2 separate regions of the Homo sapiens genome follow, and region 1 is linked to region 2. Evidence: read pairs that join two places in POLR2A ChIA-PET (ENCODE). Cell type or tissue: MCF 10A. All regions are shown on one strand. Links, peaks and the distances in the headings refer to the core of each region. The heading gives the core; the rest is flanking DNA.

Region 1 (2,914 bases), core at 285-2,784, 540 kb before region 2:
GGAGTGAAACTCCGTCTCAAAAATAAATAAATAAATAAAAATAAAAATACAAAAATTAGCCGGGTGGGGGCGACAGAGCAGAGACTCCATCTCAAAATAAATAAATAAATAAATTTATAAATAAATAAATAGTTGGCTAAGTACAGTGGCTCAAGCCTATAATCCCAGCACTTTGGGAGGCCAAGGCGGGTGGATCACCTGAGGTCAGGAGTTCGAGACCAGCCTGGCCAACATGGTGAAACCCCATCTCTAATAAAAATACAAAACTTAGCAAAGCGTGGGGGCGCTGTGCCTGTAGTTCCAGCTACTTGGGAGGCTGAGGCAGAAGAATTACTTGATCCTGGGAGGCAGAGGTTGCAGTGCGCCAAGACTGTCACTCCAGCCTGGGTGACAGAGCAAGACTCTGTCTCAAAAATAAAAAAAATAAACAATTGAATACAAGGATTTTTAATATCTGCCTAATACTTATGCCTTCATCGCATTAATGTGCTACGCTTGATTTAATTGTTCCCTTTTGATATTCAGTTTATTTCCAGTTTGATGCTGCAATACCACTGTGCTGAACGTCTCTGGCACATTCATCTTGGTTGCAATTGTACTTTAGGCTATATTTCTAAGAGTGAAATGACCACAGCCAAAGGTATGAACATTGTTCAGGCTTTCAATAAAGACTGCCAGATATTTACAAAGATTGTGCCAATCTCTATTCTCACCACCGCTTTTGATTATTGTCCTTATCTCTGCTTGCCACTGAGCCCCGGGCCATGTCTCTGTAACTCACTAACGGCCACATCCCATTTACTTCCCCATGAGTAGGATTTCAGTTTCCCAAACCTGAGATGATCTGTCAGCTGGAGAACTGGGACGAGCAGTGGATCCTGGATCTACCGAGAACTGGGAATAGGAAGGCTTCCGGTAGTGCTTGCCCAGGTGGGTGAGGAAGAGACCCAGGCGAGTGGAATCAGGAAGAGGAAGGGAAGGCATGTTAGTGAAGCCCCTTCTGTGTGCCAGACGCTGAGCCAGGTGCTGGGCATATATTATCCCACTTCTTCATCCCTACTGCCCTGTGAAGTGGGAGGAAGATCGGCGTCCCCATTTCCCAGATGAAGAAACTAAGATTAAGAAATCTTGGCTGGACGCGGTGGCGCATTCCTGTAATCCTACTTTGGGAGGCCAAGTTGGGCGGATCACCTGAGGCCAGGACTAGACCAGCCTGGCCAACATGGTGAAACCCCGTCTCTACTGAAAATATAAAAATTAGCCCCGCGTAGTGGCGTGTGCCTGTAATCCCAGCTACCTGGGAGGCTGAGGCAGGAGAATCACCGGAACCTGGGAGGCAGAGGCTGCAGTGAGCCGAGATCGCGTCACTGCACTCCAGCCTGGGTGACAGAGCAAGACTGTCTCAATTAAAAAATATATATATATATCACACAGGCCTGGTATGGGGGCTCACGCCGGTAATCCCAGCACTTTGGGAGGCAGAGGCAGGAGGATCACTTGAGCCCAGGCGTTCAGGATCACCCTGGGTGATATGGTGAAACCCCATCTCTACAAAAAATACAAATTTAAGCCGGGTGTGGTGGCGCATGCCTGTAGTCCCAGCTACTCAGGAGGCTGAGGTGTGAGGACTGCTTGAGCCTGGGAGGCAGAGGTTGCAGTGAGCTGAGATTACATGACTGTACTCCAGCCTGGGTGACAGAGCAAGACTGTCTGAAAAAAGAACTCTCACAGTTGGGAGGTGGACACTGGGGTTTGACTTCAAGTCTAGAATGCTTATCCTCTCTCTCCTGCAGGAAAAAGTGCTGCTCTGACGCAGATGCTCTAGTGTTTTCTAAGTGACAGCTCTTAGGGCACCCTGGATGCCCCTTGATTCCACCCTCATTACTTGTCCTCTCTCGGTGCTGCCTCTTGTTCCCTTGCTTTGTTTTGTTTTCATATTACTCCCGTATTTCCTGACATATCTGCATTTTTCTACTTACTGTGTCCCGATGCAGCTGCTCCTGTTTTTCACATCCAAGGTTTCTCCTCCATGGCACTACTGACGTTTTGGGCTGACGAATTCTTTGGGGACAGGATGGGGCATGTCCTGTGCATTTTAGGATGTTGAGTAGCAGCCCTGGCCTGCATCCACTAGATGCCAGTTGAACCTCCCCAGGTGTGACAACCAGAAATGTCTCCAGACATTGTCCAAACCCTGTTCACCCCTAGTTGAGACCCATTGCTCTATTCAGTTGGCTTTTGTCCCTACTTCCCTCTGGTTCCTTTTCTATGCTATCCTATACTTTGTCCATTTTTAAGCAGATGTTTCACCTAGAGTTATTAAAAACGTGTATCTAGGCCGGGTGCCGTGGCTCACACCTGTAATCCCAACACTTTTGGAGGCCGAGATGGGCAGATCGCTTGAGGCCAGGAGTTTGAGACCAGCCTGGCCAACATGGCGAAATATCATCTCTACTAAAAATACAAAAACTAGCCGGGCGTGGTGGTGTATGCCTGTAATCCCAGCTACTCAGGAGGCTAAGGCACGAGAATCTCTTGAACCCAGGAAGTGGAGGTTGCAATGAGTTGAGATCATGCCACTGCACTCCAGCCTGGGCTTGTCTCAAACAAAAAGCATGTATCTTGAAGCATAACATGCTACCTCTTTGATATTTATTTGGCACCACTGAGTACCTAGAGTAAGTTGTTTTTCTAATAACGATGATGGGCTCTGCTCTCACATTCTCTGGCATACACACTCCTATACATTTATAGTGAGTTTGTTGGTGCCGAGAGCTGTTTTTGTTATGAAAGTGAAGAGTCCAATGAAATTCAGAATTTTGGGCTGGGTGCGGTGGCTCACGCCTGTAATCCCAGCACTTTGGGAGGCCGAGGTGGGTGGATCACCTGAGGTCAGGGGTTCGAGACCAGCCTG
Region 2 (2,914 bases), core at 245-2,744:
ATCAGCATTCCAGATGTCCAGCACATTTTTAATAGGAAAGTATTGGGAACAGATGTCATTATTTTCAGCCTAGGTTTTAAAACATTTTAGTATGTCATGAATTATCTTCAAAAGGATCATAAATCTTTTTTAAAGGTCCATTTTATTTAAAATATATAAAAATAATCACTGCACTGCAGCCTGGGTGACAGAGAGTCTGTTTCCAAAAAAAAAAAAAAAAACTATAGCATCAGTCTTTTCTAGGTTATTTTCAGAAATTTCAAACAATGGGAAAAGAATGGAAGAACTTTTGAGGGGAGTTGAGGAACACGAAAAAAGATCAGTTCACAGTCATATAAATAAAAAGTCATGTTACTTGTTTTTTCTCTTTTGACGGAAATATGTAATACATTTATCCAGTTTTAAAATCAAAGTATGTGCTTAGAATGTAAAGACAAGGAATGCTAAAAGTACATTTATCACTTAATGGCAGGGATAAGTTATGGTAAGTGCAATGTTAAGTGATTTTGTTGTGCGAACATCATAAAGTATACTTATACAAACCTAGATGGTCTAGCCTTCTCCACACCTACGCTACAAAGCTGTACAGTATGTTACTGTACTAAACACTGTAGGGAATTGTAACACAGTGGTAAGTATTTGTGTATCTAAACATCGAAAAAGTAAAAACAGAGTATAAAAGATTTTTAGCCCAGGCACAGTGGCTCACGCCTGTAATCCCAGCACTTTGGGAGGCCAAGGTGGGTGGATCACTTGAGGTTAGGAGTTTGTGACCAGCCTGGCCAACATGTTAAAACCCGGTCTCTACTGAAAATACAAAAATTGGCTGAGCGCAGTGGCTCACACCTATAATCCCAGCACTTTAGGAGGCCAAGGCAGGCAGATCACCTGAGGTCAGGAGTTCGAGATCAGCCTGACCAACGTGGAGAAACCCCGTCTTTACTAAAAATACAAAATTAGCCAGGCCTGGTGGCAGGTGCCTATAATCCCAGCTACTCAGGAGGCTGAGGCAGGAGAATTGCTTGAACTCAGGCAGCAGAGGTTGCGGTGAGCCAAAATCGCACCATTGTCATGCCATCGCACTCCAGCCTGAGCAACAAGAGTGAAACTCATCTCAAAAAAAAAAAAAAAAAAAAAAAAAGTACACCTGTATGGAACACTTAACCATGACTGGAGCTTGCAGGACCGGAAGTTGCTCTGGATGAGTCAGTGAGTGAGTGGTGAGTGAATGTGAAAGCCTAGGACACTACTCTACCATAGACTGTAGAAACACTGTACACTTAGGCTACACTAAATTTATCTTTAAAATTTTTGTTTCTTCAATAATAAATCAGCCAGGCATGGTGGCTCATGGCTTAATCCCAGCACTTCGGGAGTCCAAGGTGGGCGGATTACTTGAGGCCAGGAGTCTCAGACTGGTTTGGCCAACATAGTGAAACACTGTCTCTACAAAATAAAAAAATTAGCCAGGCGTGGTGGTGCATGCCTGTAATTCCAGTTACTCAGGAGGCTGAGGCACAAGAATTGCTTGAACCTGTAGGCAGAGGTTGTGGTGAGCCAAGATTGCACCACTGCACTCCAGCCTGGGTGACAGAGTGAGACTCTGTCTCAGAAAAAAAAAATAAATAAATAAATACAAATAATAAATTAGCTTACTGTAACTTTTTTACTTTATGAACTTTTTGATTTTTTTAACTTTTTGACTGTTGTAATAACATAACTCAAAAGACAAACATGTTGCACAGCTATACAAAAACATTTTTTATCCCCCTATTCTATAGGGGTTTTTCTAGTTAAAAAAATTTTTATTTTATACTTTTTAAGCTTTTTTTGTTAAAAATTCATACACCCTCCAAGCTAGGCAACAGAGCAAAACTCCATCTCAAAAAAGAAAAAAAAAGGCCAGGCGCAGTGGCCCACGCCTCTAATCCTGGCACTTTGGGAGGCGAAGGTGGGCAAATCACTTGAGGTCAGGAGTTCAAGACCAGCCTGGCCAACATGGCGAAACGCCGTCTGTACTAAAAATACAAAAATTAGTTGGTTGTGGTGGTGTACACCTGTAATCGCAGCTACTCAGGAGGCTGAGACACAAGAACGCTTGAACCCGGGAGGTGGAGGTTGCAGCAAACCAAGATGGCTCCTCTGCACTCCAGCCTGGGCGACAGAGCAACACTCATCTCAAAAAAAAAAAAAAAAGAATTGGTCGAGGCACATTCCTTAACCAGTGTGTTTATTGGTGATGACATTTAAGGAATATTAGACATGGAGCTTAAGGATGCATCCTCTCTTCCGTGCATCCTGGAGGACAGCCAGCAGGTATGTGCTAGAGAAAGCTGTGTAAACTGGTGCACCGTGGCCAGGCGTGGTGGCTCACGCCTGTAATTCCAGCACTTTGGGAAGCCGAGGCAGGAGGATCACAAGGTCAGGAGATTGAGACCATCCTGGCTAACGGTGAAACCCCGTCTCTCCTAAAAATACAAAAAATTAGCCAGGCATGGTGGCGGGTGCCTGTAGTCCCAGCTACTCAGGAGGCTGAGGCAGGAGAATGGCGTGAACCCGGGAGGCGGAGCTTGCAGTGAGCCGAGATTGCGCCACTGCACTCCAGCCTGGGCAACAGAGGGAGATGCTGTCTCAAAAAAAAAAAAAAAAAACACCGGTGCACCGTGATGTTTAACTCCACTACTGTTGATGTTCTTGTAAGGTTTCTCCACACTCTACAAGCAGAAGTCACAGGGCGACCTTAGGAAACTGGAGAGGATATTCATGGTCTTAAGCACTAGATTATAGAGTTTAGGTTGCCAGAGTAACAGTTTCAAAGATCCTGGCACACACAGTTGCTCTTTAGTAAATAGTTCTTAAATAAATTGAGACATGTACATTTATTCTCAATTTCCTCTTTCTTATTTGTTTTCCA

Evidence for each region. ChIA-PET counts read pairs that join two places held together with the same protein. Peaks named below come from ENCODE experiments on the same cell type or tissue, not always from the same donor. Only the 100,000 strongest peaks of a DNase experiment are listed, where the experiment ranks them.
Region 1: POLR2A ChIA-PET joins it to region 2 with 6 read pairs; 4 of 35 experiments call an interaction of 5 or more read pairs at or near these places.

The regions. Positions count from the first base shown.
Region 1 is chr7:99,483,214-99,486,127 of GRCh38, forward strand. ZNF789 (zinc finger protein 789) reads left to right here. Exons shown (of 5, transcript NM_213603.3): 4 at 817-930. Among named protein-coding and RNA genes, the nearest start is that of ZNF789, 12 kb to the left of the region's middle. In MCF 10A, for the core only: no CTCF peak of the experiment used is centred there; no DNase peak of the experiment used is centred there.
Region 2 is chr7:100,025,115-100,028,028 of GRCh38, forward strand. The region is part of intron 3 of ZKSCAN1 (zinc finger with KRAB and SCAN domains 1); the gene reads left to right. Among named protein-coding and RNA genes, the nearest start is that of ZKSCAN1, 11 kb to the left of the region's middle. In MCF 10A, for the core only: no CTCF peak of the experiment used is centred there; a DNase peak (open chromatin) is centred at 1,197.